Regions from separate parts of the Homo sapiens genome. Here regions 2 and 3 are each linked to region 1. The links are chromatin loops, found by intact Hi-C in ENCODE. Cell type or tissue: PC-9. All regions are shown on one strand. Links, peaks and the distances in the headings refer to the core of each region. The heading gives the core; the rest is flanking DNA. Region 1 has its middle 3.9 kb from the start of GCLC. Region 2 overlaps GCLC-AS1 (GCLC antisense RNA 1). Region 3 has its middle 13 kb from the start of LINC01564.

Region 1 (5,692 bases), core at 2,187-4,686:
CCCCCATGATTCAACTACCTCCTCGTGGGTCCCTCTCAAAACAGGTGGGAATTCTGGGAGATACAATTCAAGTTGAGATTTGGGTGGGGACGCAGCCAAACCGTATCAGAGGGTCAGTTCCAGGTCCCCGCTAATATTTGAATAGGTGGATTCAAAGGTTTTCTGAATGGCAATTGGTTGAGTTTACCTAAGGACCTAGAATCGATAGAAGGGAGTGTCTGGGTTAACTAAGGAGTTGTGGAGACCAAGGTTCTTATTATACAGATGAAGCCTCCAGGTAGCAGGCTTCAAAGAGAATAGACTGTAAATGTTTGTTGGGAGACTTAAAAAGGTGCCAGACTCCGTTAATTCTCTTCTGGATCAGGAAAAAGACCTGGAAAGGGAAGGGGATTCTCTACAGGATGTAGATTTTCCCCACAAGAAACAGCTTTGCAGGGCCATTTCAAAATATGTCAAAGAACTGTATTTTAAGATAAAATACTTGATTTCTTCAGGGCCTATTATCCATCATGTTGGTATTTTATTGTTCCAAAGAACCTGTTTAGTCAGTCTTCAGGTCTGTTTCAATGTTAATGCTGGTCAGCTGTGCCTGAAATCCAAAGGGAGGATGTTATAATTAGGCATGTCTGATCACCTATTCCATCATGGCCTGAAGTAGTGTTTCATATTTCAGGTTTACTTTTTTTTAATTTATTTTTTATTTTTTTTGAGACGGAGTCTCACTCTGTCACCCAGTCTGGAATGCAGTGGCGTGATTTTGGTTCATTGCAACCTCCGCCTCCCTGTTCAAGTGATTCTCCCACCTCAGCCTCCCAAGTAGCTGGGATTACTGGTGCATGCCACCACACCTGGCTAATTTTTGTATTTTAAGTAGAGACGGGGTTTCGCTGTGTTGGCCAGGCTGGTCTTGAACTCCTGACCCCAGGTGATCTGCCTGCCTTGGCCTCCCAAAGTGGTGGGATTACAGGTGTGAGTCACTGCGCCTGGCCTCAGGTTTACTTTAGAATGTTCTTGGCCTAGAGGAGTGGTCCATTCAGGTAGTTGGAGGGCTTAGAATTTTATTTTTGGTTTACGGATATTAGGGTATTGCTCATTATTTTCCATCTTTCTAGATCACCTCCCATATCAGCTGCTCAAACCTCATCTTCTACATTCCTCTTTCTTTCTTCAACCTTCACTTAGAGCTCAGGTCCTGAGATCAGACTTGAGTGAGATTTCCTTTAAACTAATGGGAGGAGGTAAGTAACTGTAACATACAAAGATGAATAATAAGTACATGAAGAGGTGGGCACCATGGCTCATGCCTGTAATCCCAGCACTTTGGGAGGCCAAGGCAGGCGGATCACCTGAGGTCAGGAGTTTGAGATCAACCTGGCCAATATGGCAAAACCCCATCTCTACCAAAAATACAAAAACTAGGGCCAGGCACAGTGGCTCACACATGTAATCCCAGCACTTTGGGAGGCCAAGGCTGGCAGATTACCTGACGTCAGGAGTTCAAGACCACCCTGGCTAACGGTGAAACCCCGTCTCTACTGAAAATACAAAAATTAGCCCGGCGTGGTGGCAGGCGCCTGTAGTCCCAGCTACTCGGGAGGCTGAGGCAGGAGAATTGCTTGAACCCAGGAGGTGGAGGTTGCAGTGAGCCAAGATCATGCCACTGCACTCCAGCCTGGGTGACAGAGCAAGACTCCCGTCTCAAAAAAAAAAAGAAAAAAGTACATGAAGAGCCATTATACTATGTTCTCTCAACTTTTGTGCTTTATTGGAAATGTCCATAATAAAAAGTTATCTTTAATTATTCTCCAGTGAGAAGAGTGAGTCTACAGGACTCAGATATCACTCGCCCTGTCCCAACACATTATCATGGCGTCTTTATCTTCTATAAGAAGACAATGAGATTTTTCTAGGAAAAAAAGCTCACCACTTCCCATGTGTTCTGGATCCCAACAAGTCAGGTCTCCTGAGACATTTTGCTTCTGAAAATATCCTTTCTTGTTCCCACATCTTCAATCTTGCCCCCTTTTGATGCCTACCCATCTTCTTTAGCACACTCAAACTTCTCCATGTTAAAAAAGTTCTTCACTTGAACTTCACAGACCTTTTGTAACTCTACATGAAAACAAGCACATTTATATTTTTCAAAAATCCATGTAAACTAAAAATTGGCTTGGAAAAGGTCAAAAGAGTTTCCTTGCTTTTTTGACAATGACAATAGCACACCTCAGCAGCATGTATTACAAATAGTACACGATACAAAAAGATTTGAACTCTTTCAACTAATTTTAGTAATAACATCAGAAAATGTTTAGGCTGGAAGGGAAACTTTATCTCCTCCAGACTCTCATTTGTACAGATGAGAGGAAAGGACTCTCCAATGATTATCACAACTTTGCTTAGATTGACCCAGCAGGTAGCCCTCTGAGATGGGGCCAAAGCCCCAGTCTTTTGGCTACTGCTCTTCCATCATAAAGCCCCCAGGGATCTTCTTGAATAAGATCAAGTCAAATTCCAAGTACAATTCAATTGTAGGGAGAAAATTCCTTCTGTATCTTTTGTTGTTTAACATGTACACTGAAGTTAAGAAATAACTAACTATTTGTTTTCACCAATTAAGAAATTTAACATTGGGAGGCCGAGGCGGGCGGATCACGAGGTCAGGAGATCGAGACCATCCCGGCTAAAACGGTAAAACCCCGTCTCTACTAAAAATACAAAAAATTAGCCGGGCATAGTGGCGGGCGCCTGTAGTCCCAGCTACTTGGGAGGCTGAGGCAGGAGAATGGCGTGAACCCGGGAGGCGGAGCTTGCAGTGAGCCGAGATCCCGCCACTGCACTCCAGCCTGGGCGACAGAGCGAGACTCCATCTCAAAAAAAAAAAAAAAAGAAAGAAATTTAACAGACAAAAAGCTTAAGGACTTCACAGGCAGATCCGCGGGTTTTGGGGAAAGGGTGTGTCAAGGGAGAAGAAAGGATGTAATGAAGGTTGGCATCAAGTCCCAGGAAGAATCACACTGAAGGCAGCCACCAGCTTCACCCAGGCTAAGTGGTGTAGTAGACAGCTTTGAAATATCACTGGAGTTCAAACCCCAGCTTAGCCACTACCTGTTACTTAGTATTACTGGATCTCAGTTGCCTCACTTATAAAATGTGGCAAAGATTAGTACTGTTTTACGGATACCAGCTCAAAGTGCCTGGCATAGAATGTGATATACTGGGACCCAAGCGACAGACCACCAAGGTCAAGGGATACTCAAGCCAAAGAGAGCGGTAAAGGCAGGGGCAGATAACCTAGAAGTGCCTTCCTCAGAGTCCCCTGGGCACTCTCTCTGTTTTCCTTATTTGATCTCGCGAAGCCGCTGACTCAAGGGAAACTGGGAATGGCGTGACCACAGAGAAAATGATGTATTTTTTGGTCCTTGGAGGCCCGAAACCCATCGTGTCTGAAACGACTGCGGCAATCCTAGCAGCAGCAGCAGCCCAGAGGTCAGGAGTGATGGACTGAGACTTTGCCCTAAGAAGCCTCCCCCAGATTGACCTCCGGCTCGGAGCCCGCACAAAGCGCTGAGTCACGGGGAGGCGGTGCCGCGCGCGGGGGAGGCGGGCCCGCGCAGTCACGTGGCGGGGGCTGTATCACAACAACTGCGCGGCGTGCGCCGCCCGCGGCCCACACCGCTTCCTCCCGCGACAGGCCGGCTCTCCGAGCATGCTCAGCTTGGCCTCACGACTGCACGGCGTCCCCCCATGCGGATCTCCACGGTCCAGGTTTTCCGGACGGCTCTGGGGGCGGGGCCTGTGTTGGTCCGCGGGGCTGCGAGGCGAGGTTGCGGTGCCAGGGCGCCGCTGGGCAGAGATGGGTTCCTGGAGAGCGGGTCTCGCGTTTTTCCGCGGAAGACACTACTGGGAATCGGCCTTTGGTCATGGTCTAGGGAAGAGCTGATTCTGCAAGATATGAGCTCCTTCTTTCCCCTTCAGCTATCGTTACAGCCCTGATGGAGCTGTCTGCTGAAAACTCACTTCCAGATGTCGAAACCTGGCCCTGGGTGCAGTCTACAGAATGAAATCGAGCAGTAGTGGACCTATGCAGGCAAAGCATTGTCAGAGGGGAGTAACTCTTGTTAAATATGACTTCAGTTGATCCGTGATGGGATTTTTGTTTTTTCTTTGTAACAGAAAAGGCTAAAGACACTGAGAGATCAAGGTTTAAATTGGGCATAACTGCCCTGTGGTGCAGCAGCGCCGGCGCCCTTTTTGGGATTGTCCAAAGCTCTGGGACCCCCGCTGGGGGAGCTGGTTCAGAATTCGGGGGGGTAGGATAGGGTGAGGGAGGTCCCTTATGTGAGTGTGAGCCGGGATCTAGGACAGAGTAACTCCAATTACAGTGTTAAACTCTTACTAGGTTCAGTGTCGCGTAGGGCTTTGGCTAGACTAGAATTTAGTCTATTATTGAACCGCCCAGGTCCATGATTCCTAACAGGTGCATGGGAAAAGTGTATGGTGTGCAGCAGGTGTATGGGAAAACTGCTTTGCAAAGTGTAAATCAAGGTCTACATCAGTACTGTTTCAATAAAGTGGAATGAGAGCCACATATGTAATCTTAAATTTTTCAGTAGCCTCCTTTAAAATTAAAAATAAAAGTGGGTGGGGGTGGTGGTAAATTAAATAACATACCACATCATATTTAACTCAAAATTTCCAAAATGCTATATCGCTATGTAATCAATATAAAACTTTTAATGAGATATTTACATCTTTTTATTCTACTGTCTTAGAATCTGGTGTGTGACTTACACTCACAACACATCTGGGCCACTAAGTTTTCATTGGAAATACTTGATCTGTAATTACATTTCATAAAATTTACAGTCAAAAATGGATTCACATTTCCAACTTGTTTCAAATTTACTTAAAAGTTTTCCAGTAACTGAATGGAATATCAGTTTTTAAATTTACATTTAAATTGATTAAATTAAAATGAAAATTTGGTTTCTCGGTCATGTTAGCCACATTTCAAATGTACATTGGCCAATGTGGCTGATGGCTGTCGTGTTGAACAATGCAGGTCTATGAGAATGTCAGATGACATTATGAGAATAACCCAATGATCCTTGGATGTCTTACCTACATGGGAAACACTGTTTCTCCCCCTCTCCCACTACCTGCTTTTCACGGAGAAGCTAACATTTATTAAGCACACACTCTATACCAAGCACTTTTCTAGAATTAAAGGTACAAAAGGCATAAGTCATCTGTGCCCCAGAGGAATTCACTATTTAGTGTGGAGCTATCTTTAAAATGACTCTATCATTAATGTACGAATGCAACCAAAACACAGAGAGGAATAACTGTGACTCAAGAGATGAACATGAGTGTGTCAGATGGAGAATTTCAAGCAGGAAAAACAACAGAGTGCCAGAACCATATACAGATCTGGTGAGGTTGGTGGGAGGGCAAAGGAGGTTGTTGAAAAGGCTGTGGAAAAATTAGAATGTGGTTTGATTTCTATCCCACCTGTGTGATGAGGATGGAAACATCTTCTCCTGAGCTTCAAACATCCCTACCACACACAGACACACACACACAGACACACAGACACACACACACACCATTGTGGAAATCCCAGCCAGACCTTGGGTATTCATGCCCCCAAGCCCTGTGAGGGGCACATCCAATATGAAGGCTGTGGGAGAAG
Region 2 (5,692 bases), core at 1,536-4,035, 55 kb after region 1:
AAGTACATGCCAAGTGATACTTATGGAAGTGTAAGAAGATGTTTCAGTTCAGGCTGCTATAACTACCACAGACTGAGTGACTTACACAACTGACATTTGTTACTGTTAGGGAGGCTGGAAGTGCAAGAGCAAGGCACTGGCGGATTCAGCTCCTGGTGAGCGCTCTTCATGGTTTGCAGATGGTTGTCTTGCTGCGTCCCATGTGTTGGAGAGATCATTTCTCTTGTATCTCTCCTTATCTAAGGACACTAATCCCATTCATGAGGGTTCCACCCTATGACCTAATTACCTCCCAATGGCCCCAACTCCAAATACCCTCATACTAGGGGTTAGGCTTCAACACAGGGATCTGGGGGAGACATTCAGTCCATAACAGAAGGGAATGGGAAAGGACTACTGTAAGTGAAGAGGCCTTGGTGGGCAACCTTGGCTGGGAAACATATATTCCTCACTATTGTGCTTTCCTGGTAAGCAGAGGCTGAGATAAGCTAGATAATCCCTAAAGCAAGCCCCTTTTCATTCTCAATATTCTATAAAATGAAACATTACAAATCTAAGTATGGAAGATGCATTAAAGAGAACCGTGAGCTGGGTGCAGCCTGGGCAACATAATGAGACCCCCATGTTTACAAAACAAAATTAGCTGGATGTGGTGGTGTGCACCTGCAGTCCTAGCTACTCAGGAGACTGAGGTGGGAGGATCACTTGAGCCCAGGAAATCGAGGCTGCAGTGAGCTGTGATCATGCCACTGGACTCCAGCCTGTTACCTCTGGATGGAAATGAACAAGTACCAAAGAGACAAACTTCTAGGTTGCTAGACATGTTTTATATCTCAATCTGGGTGACGATTCATGGATATCAAGATGTTTAAAAATGACTGGCTGTACACTTAAGATGAGGGCAGTTTACACATTTTGGGTTTGTTATGCCTCAAACAGAAGCAAAATGTGGGTTAAACTGGTTCAGAAAGGAGGAAGGAGAAAAGAAACTTTTCTGAGCAAAAACTAGTGTATTAGTCCGTTTTCACACTGCTGATAAAGACATACCTGAGACTGGGTAATTTATAAAGAAAAAGGGGTTTAATGGACTCACAGTTCCACGCAGCTGGGGAGACTTCACAATCATGGCAGAAGGCAAAAGGCACGTCATTCATGGCAGCAGGCGAAGAGAATGAGAATCAAGCCAAAGGGGAAACCCCTTATAAAATCATTAGATCTCGTGAGACTTACTAACATGAGAACAGTATGGGGGAAACCGCCCCCCATGATTCAATTATCTCCCACCAGGTCCCACCCACAATACGTGGGAATTATGGGAGCTACAATTCAAGATGAGATTTGGGTGAAGACACAGCCAAACTGTATCATAGCGTGGCGAATGTGTTGAAAAACTGCATTTTTATGCCCTTTTAATACATTACACTTTCATCATGGCAAATGAAAGCAGTTTAAAAGCCAACATCTCAATCAAAAGTGATTCATTCTGAAGTTCCTAGGAAGTTTATCAGCATTGTGTTGGGACAGGATACAAGTACTTCTAGCATAAAAGCAAAAGTATAGAACTGAGTTCCAATCTTAATATTTATACATACTAGCTGGGTGACTTTAGACTTTGTCTATATATCATCTGTGAAATAGACATGAGAACACTTCGCCGATTTGCTATGTGGTGGAAATAAGGCAATGTACATAAAAGCAAAGGACATAAACTGTTCAGGCAAGCCATGTTTGCTCCCTACTCTGCCCCTGGAGAGTGTGACAACACTATTATATTAAAGACGACACAACCTGCATCTACTTTCTACCAGTATATAACACACATTTTCTTAATAGTCTCCTTTGAAATAATTTAGCCTTCCAAGAATGCAATGAAGTCAGCAGAGAAAAACAATCATACTGATGACTTAGGATCTAAAATTTCTAGAAAATGAAACATGAGAAGCTCTTCATATGTTTTTATCACCTCTCAAACAGTCCTGGTGAGTTTCCCAGAACCTTTTTTGGCTTTGTCCAAAATAAAGCCATGTGTTTTGAATACTATTGGTCTTTCTGCAAAGTAGAGACGCTTGGCATATTCAGAAATTTTGGATGCAAGTGACAGAAAACCCCCACACCCACCAGCTTTAGAAAAAAAGAAAACCTACCAGCTAATATCACAGAAACGTCCAAGAGGTGGCACTAGCTTCAGGCACAGGTTATTGGCTCAAATGCTCTCAAGTCCCGTCTCCCGATTCCTGGCTTACACCTTCCACTATAACGGTTTCACTCTCAGGCAGGCTTTCTCCATAGAGCACACTCCCCCAGTGCCCAGCCCTATCCAGCAGCTCCAGCAACGCCAGGCATGCATTACAGTAGCTGGGCAACCCCAGTGGAAAAGAGCCTCTCATTTGCCACAAGTGTATAGGAAAGTCTGGGTCTGTCTGAGTTTGTGCAGAATCATGATGTGATTCTCTAATGAGTCAGGAGACTGGGGTTCTAGTTCTGACTCTACAACTAGTGTTTGTATGATATTAAGCAAGTCATTTCCTTTCTTTGGACCTCAATTGTCTCATCTATAAAACAGAGGAATAAAATCTCAATGCCATCTTGAGTCAGTTTTAGAGCTAACAACATTTCTTAAGTTATCCACACTAAAAACTGTTTCCTCTGGAAGTTTGATAATAGTGCCCTCTAGCGATCTTTTCAGTAGGTGCCTTTTTATTTCATTTGGTGTACAAATATTCCTCAATTCACAGAGACATTCAGAGCGCATTTGCTATAAAACGAAATTCCACATCGAAATATATTTTTCCATTCTCATTTTAAAATAGAAATATGCTTGTGCTCCAAAATAAGTAGCTAAAACTGTGGATTTCACATTTATTACTGTTTTAGCTGCATCTTGGTCGTTCGGTTATATTGTACTTTCATTGTTGTTCTTCGTACGTGTTTTCTACTATCCCTTGTGATTTCTTCTTTGGCCATGGGTTACTTAGTAGAATGTGGCTTCATTTCAAAACCTTTGGGAATTTTCTAGATGTCTTTTTTATTATTGATGTCTAGTATAGTTTCATTTTGATCATAGAATATTCTGTTATTTCAATGTGTTGAATGTTTGACCTTTTAATAGCCCAGGGTACAGTCTTTCTTGATGAATATTCCATGTACACTTCAGAATAATATATAATTGGTGTGTATAGTGTGTAGTTTTCTTTAGTAGTTGAATTTTTGATAATGTTCTTCAAATCATCTGTATCCTTGCTGCTTTTCTTTGCCTACTTTTTTTTCAATTACTGAGAGTGGAATGTTAAAATCCCAAAATTTGATTGTGGATTTGTCTGTTTCTCTATAGTTTTGTCAGTTTTTGCCTCATACACTATGAAGCTCTGTTAGGTATCTTCACACTTAGGAATTGTATGTCTTCTTGATGAATTGATCCTTCTATCATAATAAAGTATCCCTTTTTAATCTCTAGGAATACTCTTGTTTTGAACTTTACTTTGTCTGATATTAATACTCCATGTCAACTTTCTTACAATTAGTGCTTACATAATAAATATTTTCTATCTTTTTACTTGCAAACTAGCTATGATTTTAGAATTAAAGTGTTTCCCTTTAAACAGCTTCTAGTTGGGTCTTTCTTTTTTTATCCTTTTTAATGGAAGTGCTTAGTTCATTAACATTTACTGTAATAATTGATATGGTTGAGTTTAAGTCTACCATCTTGTTAGTTTCCTATTTGTTTCTAATGTTCTCTTTCCTTTAATGCACTTTTCCTGTCATCTTTTGGTATCCTATTTTATGTCCTCTATTAATAATATCTTGTATTTAAAAATGATTTCTCCAAACAACCCCATCAAAAACTGTGCAAAGGATATGAAGAGACACTTCTCAAAAGAAGACATTTATGGGGCCAAAAAACATGGGGAAAAAGCTCATCATTACTGGTCAATACAGAAATGCAAGTCAAAACCAAAATGAGATAGCATCTCACACCAGTTAAAATGGTGATCATTAAAAAGTCAGGAAACAACAGATGCTGGAGAGGATGTGGAGAAATAGGAATGCTTTTACACTGTTGGTGGGAGTGCAAATTAGTTCAACCATTGTGGAACACAGTGTGGTGATTCCTCAAGGATCTAGAACCAGAAATACCATTTGACGCAGTGATCCCATTACTAGATATATACCCAAAGGATCGTAAATCATTCTACTATAAAGACTCATGCACACGTATGTTTATTGCAGCACTATTCACAATAGCAAAGACTTGGAACCAACCCAAATGCCCATCAGTGGTAGACTGGATAAAGAAAATGTGGCACATATACACCATGGAATACTATGCAGCCATAAAAAAGGATGAGTTCATGTCCTTTGCAGGGACATGGATGAAGCTGGAAACCACCATTCTCAGCAAACTAACACAAGAACAGAAAACGAAACACCACATGTTCTCACTCATAAATGGGAGTTGAACAGTGAGAATACATGGACACAGGGAGGGGAACATCACACACTGGGGCCTGTCAGGGGGTGGGTGGGCTAGGGGAGGGATAGCATTAGGAGAAATACCTAATGTAGGTGATGGGTTGATGGGTGCAGCAAACCACCATGGCACGTGTATACCTATGTAACAAACCTGCACGTTCTGCACATGTATTCCAGAACTTAAAGTATAATAAATAAATAAATAAATAAGGTATCTCTTTGCATATTTTTAAATGATTATAATATTCATCTCTAACTTACTACAATTAAGCATAGACTAACACTAAATCAGTTCATATACAAGGAAACACCATAGAGGAGTACACGTTCACCCACCACCTCCCATTCTCTGCGCTACTGTTGTCATATATTTTACTACCACATTTTTTTTTAATTTTATTATTATTATACTTTAAGTTTTAGGGTACATGTGCACAACGTGCAGGTTTGTTACATATGTATACATGTGCCATGTTGGTGTGTTGCACCCATTACCTCGTCATTTAGCATTAGGTATATCTCCTAATGCTATCCCTCCCCCGTCCCCTCACCCCACAACAGGCCCCAGTGTGTGATATTCCCCTTCCTGTGTCCATGTGTTCTCATTGTTCAATTCCCACCTATAAGTGAGAACATGCGGTGTTTGGTTTTTTGTCCTTGGGATAGTTTGCTGAGAATGATGATTTCCAGCTTCATCCATGTCCCTACAAAGGACATGAACTCATCATTTTTTATGGCTGCATAGTATTCCATGGTGTATATGTGCCACATTTTCTTAATCCAGTCTATCATTGTTGGACATTTGGGTTGATTCCAAGTGTTTGCTATTGTGAATAGTGCTGCAATAAACATACATGTGCATGTGTCTTTATAGCAGCACGGTTTATAATCCTTTGGGTGTATACCCAGTAATGGGATGGCTGGGTCAAATGGTATTTCTACTTCTAGATCCCTGAGGAATCGCCACACTGACTTCCACATGGTTGAACTAGTTTACAGTCCCACCAACAGTGTAAAAGTCTTCCTATTTCTCCACATCCTCTCCAGCACCTGTTGTTTCCTGACTTTTTAATGACTGCCATTCTAACTGGTGTGAGATGGTATCTCATTGCGGTTTTGATTTGCATTTCTCTAATGGCCAGTGATGATGAGCATTTTTTCATGTGTTTTTTGGCTGCATAAATGTCTTCTTTTGAGAAGTATCTGTTCATATCCTTCGCCC
Region 3 (5,692 bases), core at 1,240-3,739, 68 kb before region 1:
TTCACCAGATGGGTTGGAATAATGCAGATGAACTCAGGGTCACAGGTGTCAGGATGGGGAGACTGTCTCAAAGCAGGGGAGGCTTTAGGCTTGGGAGTTTTGTTTTACTTTTTGACAATGTTAACGCAACTAAGTAACTATGAAAGAGAAGTATGAAAACAGCCCACTGGCTCAAGGTCAGAAGGAAAGCGTGGGAGGCTTTAGAGAAAGTGATGTGTTCACAGGTGGTGAAGCTGAAGTCAGGTGGCAGCAAGTTCAGGTGGAAGTGGATGATGAGGAAATGGAGGTGGAAAGGTAGATTTCCCCCCACTCTATACATTTTTTTCATGGATAGATGTAGAAAATGAAATTATAATTAGACACTGAAGTGAGGTCAAGGAAGGAGTATTTTTTAAGTAAGGAGACAACACTACAGACTGGCCACAAATTCCCTGAGACTGTGTCTAACCAGAGCTGTAGATATTAATATAAAATCAGCTCTCGGCTGGGTACAGTGGCTCTTGCTTATAATTCTAACATTTTGGGAGGCTGAGGTGGGCAGATTGCTTGAGCCCAGAAGCTCTAGACCAGCCTTGGCAACATAGTGAAACCTCATCTCTACAAAAAATACAAAAAATAGCTGGGTGTGGTGGCAGGTGCCTGTAGTCCCGGCTACTCAGGAGGCTTCGGTGGGAGGATCACCTGAGCCCAGGAGGTCGAGGCTGCAGTGAGCCATGATCATGCCACTGCACTCCAACCTGGGTGGCAGAATGTCTCAAAACAAACAAACAAACAAACAAACAAAAAATCAACTTTTAAGGAGTGCTTCTATGACTTCTGTCATTAGGAAAATGTTCAGAAGTAATAGGAAGTATGAGAAACATGAACATTTGTGCAGAAAAGGAGGAATCATAGAAATAAAACTTCAGACTGTTGTGCAAACGGGCACATTGCATATGCTTAAAGTTAAAAGGGAGGAACCAGGGGAATGTGATCAGATTAAAATAGCAAAGCAATTAAAAATTTTACATACAAAGCTTAAAGGCAAACTTAAGAGATTGTAGTAACCACAGCAGGCATAATCAGCACTCAGTAGGTGTTTACTCTGTGTAGGATGATGTTACTGTAGAAGCAAAGGCCCTACTGACAGATCCAAAGCACAGGTGGAGACAGTGACTTTTTCATCACAGCTCAGAGTTTTGATAAAGAATAGAGATGGATTTATTTACTAACTCAATAAAACACTGCTAAACACTAGGGGTACAGAGATGAATTTAATATGGCTCCTCCCCTCAAGGAGCTCCTGATCCAATAGAACAAGCAGACACTAGAGTCCAATGAGACACTAGCTACCAAGAGCAAGGGCAAGAAACATTAGATGTAGGGCTCCACCCTGATATAGTTTGGATCTGTGTTCCTGTCCAAATTTTGTGTTGAATTGTAATATCCGGTGTTGGAGGTGGAGCCTGGTGGGAGGTGATTGGATCATGCGGGCAGATTTCTCATGAATGGTTTAGCAGCATCCCCTTTGTCCTGCCCTTGGAACAATGAGTTATCTGTCAGATCTGGTAGTTAAAGAGTGTGTGGCACCTCCCCCTCGCTCTCTTCCTCCTGCTACTGCCATGTGAGATACCTGCCCCTACTTTGCCTTCTTCCATGATTGGAAGCTTCCTGAGGCCACCCCAGAGTCAGAAGCCGCTATGCTTCCTGGACAGCTTGCAGAACCGTGAGTCAATTAAACCTTTTTTCTCTATAAATTACCCAGTATCAGGTATTTCTTGATAGCAATGTGAGAGTGGACTAATACTCACCCAGTAGACTTCCCGGAGCCTCCCGTCTTCTAGCCCTCTTTTATCAGGAGAGGATGCTGGATCCATCCTGCTGCTCTTTGGCATTCTGGGCACTGTGCTGCTGTGAAGATGCCTTTAACACCTCCCCACCCTAGTGAGATCATCATCATTGATTGCTGCAGTTGCATCCCTGCTGTCACCACCACTTCCACCACAGGTGACCAATCTTGCCAGATGGACCTTGCTGTTATTACCAACAACTTTGACGGGTCTATACCTCACCAATGTTGGAGCTCTCTTATTGGTGTCCACAGTGGTTGTCTGGCTCCTAAAGATTTTTTGTGTGTGTGTAATTCTCTCTCTAAAGCAACTTGAAATACCTCTACTGTGTTCAACTTTGAATGAGTTTTGTAATCACCTAGTAGATGGGATTAAGAAACATACAAACACATATTCTCACTCTTTACTCATTAACCTGAGTTTCACTGTTCTGATCCCTGAGCAACAATCCCCAACTCCTCCATGTCAAATCCAGTCCAGAGTTCTCAAGGCAGCCAGGCAGACTTGGCTTTCCCCAGGGACCCCAGGCCTATGTGCTTTGCTATTTTATTATGTAAGAAGGAAAAGCACCTAAAATGTGAGCGTTAGTGAATGAAAGGTGATTGTGTGACGATACCTCCAAACTTACACCAGCAAAAGAGAGGAAATAAAAGTTAAGTTCTCCACATGTCCTTTTTACTAGAGAATCCCAAATCACTGTGACTCAGCACCTGTACTTTGTGGTCATTTGTACCTGATACTAATTCTATTGTGACTCAGACGTTGCTCCAAACAAGTTTCCTTGTCACATCTCGCCACTGTTGTTAGGAAAACACGTTCAATGCAGGGGAACGTATTTGTTATGCTAGAAGCAAAGAGGGAGAGAGCGAGTGCACAGCAGAAGCAGGTAGTCATCCAGTAGAGATCAAAGTTCCCTTGCAAAGGGAATTTGTCATTGGTGCACACTCCCTTATTTAAGCTTTTGCTGATTCATCGTGCACTCATCAAAGCTGCACTGAGCTAATATTTAGAAATTCATTTGCTATAGAAGCAAACTCCAACATCAAATCCTTAAGTATGTGACTTGATCTATTCATACCTGGGTGTATACTAGTCCTGAGTTTAGGCACATATACCCACCTACACACAGCAGTGCTGAAAAAGCGTGACTGTAAAAAACTGGGGTGATAACTGGACAATGAAGTGAGGTCAATGAAGGGTTATTTTATATAGGAAATAACCCACAGATTGGCCACAAATCTCCTCTGCATTGACATTCATATGTATACATACACATTCTCACATGAAAACTCTTTTAAAAAAACTTTAAATTAGGGAAATTGTTGAAATTTGAACTAAGATGATAGTGAACAAGAAGCCCACAGAATATTAATAATTATCTTAATTTTCTTTCTTATTATTCAAAGTATATGCTCTAAAACTGTACTGAGGTACATCAAGTGCACAAATAGTAGTATGGAGTTGATGTTTTTTTTCCATATACATGTACCTATGTTACCACCATCTAATTCAAGATAGAGGATATCTCTGATCTCTTAGCTGGAGAAGACCGCCTCATGCCACTTTCCAGTAAATATCTCCCCATAGAGTTAATAGTATTCTGACCTCAATCACCGTAATTCATTTTGTCTGTTCTTGAAATGTATATAATTTAAATCATACAGTAAGATACATATATTTAATTTTTAAAAATACATTTAAAATGTACAAAAGCCATGCCTCACTCCTGGCTCTGATCCTCAGCCACCTGTTTTCTCTACCCAAAGGCAACCAATGATACTACCTTTCTTTTTTTTTTTTTAGATGGGGTTTCTCCCTGTTGCCCAGGCTGGAGTGCAGCGGTGCAATCATAGCTCACTGCAGCCTCACACTCCTGGGCTCAAGCCATCCTATTGCCTCAGCCTCCTGAGTAGCAGGGACTGCAGGTACACACTACCACAACCAGCTAATTTTTAACTTTTTTATTTGGACAGAGTCTCACTTTGCTGCCCAGGCTAGGTATCACCTTTTTGTTCATCTCTACAGAAATATTTACTCATATACACAAAAATGCATATGCATATACATAGTTTTCTTCTCTTGAGATCACTTTTGCAAAAATTATAACAATCAGGAAATTATTACAGTGAATGAGATCTGAACTAACCAACCCCCATCTAGCCTTTAACCTCCAAACTGGCCTTAATTATTCCTGGGCTTATGCCAAGATAACTTTGGGAGACATTTAGTTTAGAGTTTAAATGGTAATAGTGCTTCCCCAAAATTATACCACTTTGTAAAGCTAAGGAAAGCTAATCCATCCACCAGGTTATTAGGATGAGAGGAGCCTGAATTCTGCTAAGGTGTAGACTTAAACGATTACCAGCCATTAGTCTGGAGGTCTCAAAAATTGCAACTCCCCTAATTACTCCCGCCGATAACATCACTATTATAGAACCTAAGATTGGCCTTTTGAGATGTCTTTTCAGGTTTCTGCATTTCTGACGACCAATGAACCAACGTCTCCACCCAGGCCTGCCAAACCCCACTAGCCAGTCCTGTGGCCCTACCCAGAAGCAGACTCCCTGGCTCCCCAAACCACCCTTGAAAAACTCTAGCCTCCAAATTTTCAGGGAGATTGATTTGAGTAATAACTCCATCTCCCACGTGGCATGGCTGGCCTCGTGTCAATTAAATTTTATTGCAATGACTTGGCCTTGGTGGATTGATTTTGTCTGTGCAGTGGGCAGGAAGAAACTATTGGGTGGTTACACTCTCACACAAGTTTGGAACACTACTGAAAATTTAAAAAATTAGCTGGGTGGGTGTGGTGGCATGCTCCTGTAGTCCCAGCTACTTGGGAGGCAGAGGCAGGAGGATCCCTTGAGCCCAGCAGGTCGAGGCTACAGTGAGCTATGACTGTGCACTGCAATCTAGCCTGGGCAACAAAGTGAGACCCTGTCTATAAATAAATAAATTTAAATAAATGAGAAAAAAAAGGTAGTGACATACTATAGCATTTAGGAATATGTTTAGCTACAAATAACAGAAACTCAAAAACAGTGGCTTAAACAGTAAGTTTGCCCCACGAAACAAGAAGTCTGGGGCAGTCCAAGGAGGTTCAACAGGCTGCTGTTTCTGTTTTTTTACCTCCACCACCCTTAGAGTGAGGCTTTTGTCTTAATGCTTATTACTTCTTTGTTGCAAGATAGCTGCTGCATCTCCAGGTATTACATCTGTATTCAAGACAGGGAGAAGAAGAAAGCGGGAGTTGGGAAGGGGAGAGACCTGTGTTAGGAAACCAAAAGCTTTCACAGAAACCCTCTATTTCTATCTCATGGGATCATACTCCTGAATCATACGGCCCCTCCAGCTGCACAACACTGTGGTGAAGCAAATATTTTTAGTTTAGCCTTTATTTTTTAGAAAGAAAGGGGATGAGAATTGGCATGAGCAGATATAAGGATAGCCTCAGCCTCACATGATATTATGACTGTATTATTTGTTAAATATTGAGAAAGTTATGGAATACTGAAAAATTTTAGTTTTGGATAAATACCCATTCACATTAATTTTTGCTGTCCTTACTACTACTTTGAGAAAAAAGGTAAACTAAAGAACTTCTAAAATTTCTTCTCATATTGTTATTGTACACAGGTCCATCTTTTTAAATCCACAATTGCAAAATATAAAAACAAAATAAAGAAAACTATGAAAACAGAAAAGTTTATGTAACTGATTTTGTGACAAAAACCTGATGTGACCCAAGGAGAGGCTATTTGAAGTCTTCGTTCATATGATTTAGTGTAAATTGTTTATATGTTGCAGAAATATTCATGTTTGATTAAAGAGTACTGCCCCAGACCCTACTTGGGATATTACAT

What was found. Peaks named below come from ENCODE experiments on the same cell type or tissue, not always from the same donor. Only the 100,000 strongest peaks of a DNase experiment are listed, where the experiment ranks them.
Region 2: a loop joins it to region 1, with 8 times the contacts of the local background. A loop is called at or near these places in 38 of 110 quality-filtered maps.
Region 3: it touches region 1 in a loop (9-fold over the local background); 11 of 110 quality-filtered maps call a loop at or near these places.

Annotation. Positions count from the first base shown.
Region 1 is chr6:53,546,129-53,551,820 of GRCh38, reverse strand. No RefSeq gene overlaps it. Among named protein-coding and RNA genes, the nearest start is that of GCLC, 3.9 kb to the right of the region's middle. RefSeq lists a silencer at 3,450-3,679. In PC-9, for the core only: no CTCF peak of the experiment used is centred there; a DNase peak (open chromatin) is centred at 3,690; H3K4me3 peaks cover 1,466 bases; H3K27ac peaks cover 2,355 bases.
Region 2 is chr6:53,490,089-53,495,780 of GRCh38, reverse strand. All of the region lies in intron 3 of GCLC-AS1 (GCLC antisense RNA 1), which reads right to left. Among named protein-coding and RNA genes, the nearest start is that of GCLC, 52 kb to the left of the region's middle. In PC-9, for the core only: CTCF peaks have their summits at 2,461 and 2,662 (motif pointing left); no DNase peak of the experiment used is centred there.
Region 3 is chr6:53,612,899-53,618,590 of GRCh38, reverse strand. No RefSeq gene overlaps it. Among named protein-coding and RNA genes, the nearest start is that of LINC01564, 13 kb to the left of the region's middle. RefSeq lists an enhancer at 1,981-3,180. In PC-9, for the core only: no CTCF peak of the experiment used is centred there; DNase peaks (open chromatin) are centred at 1,450, 2,050 and 2,690; H3K4me3 peaks cover 2,283 bases; H3K27ac peaks cover 2,500 bases.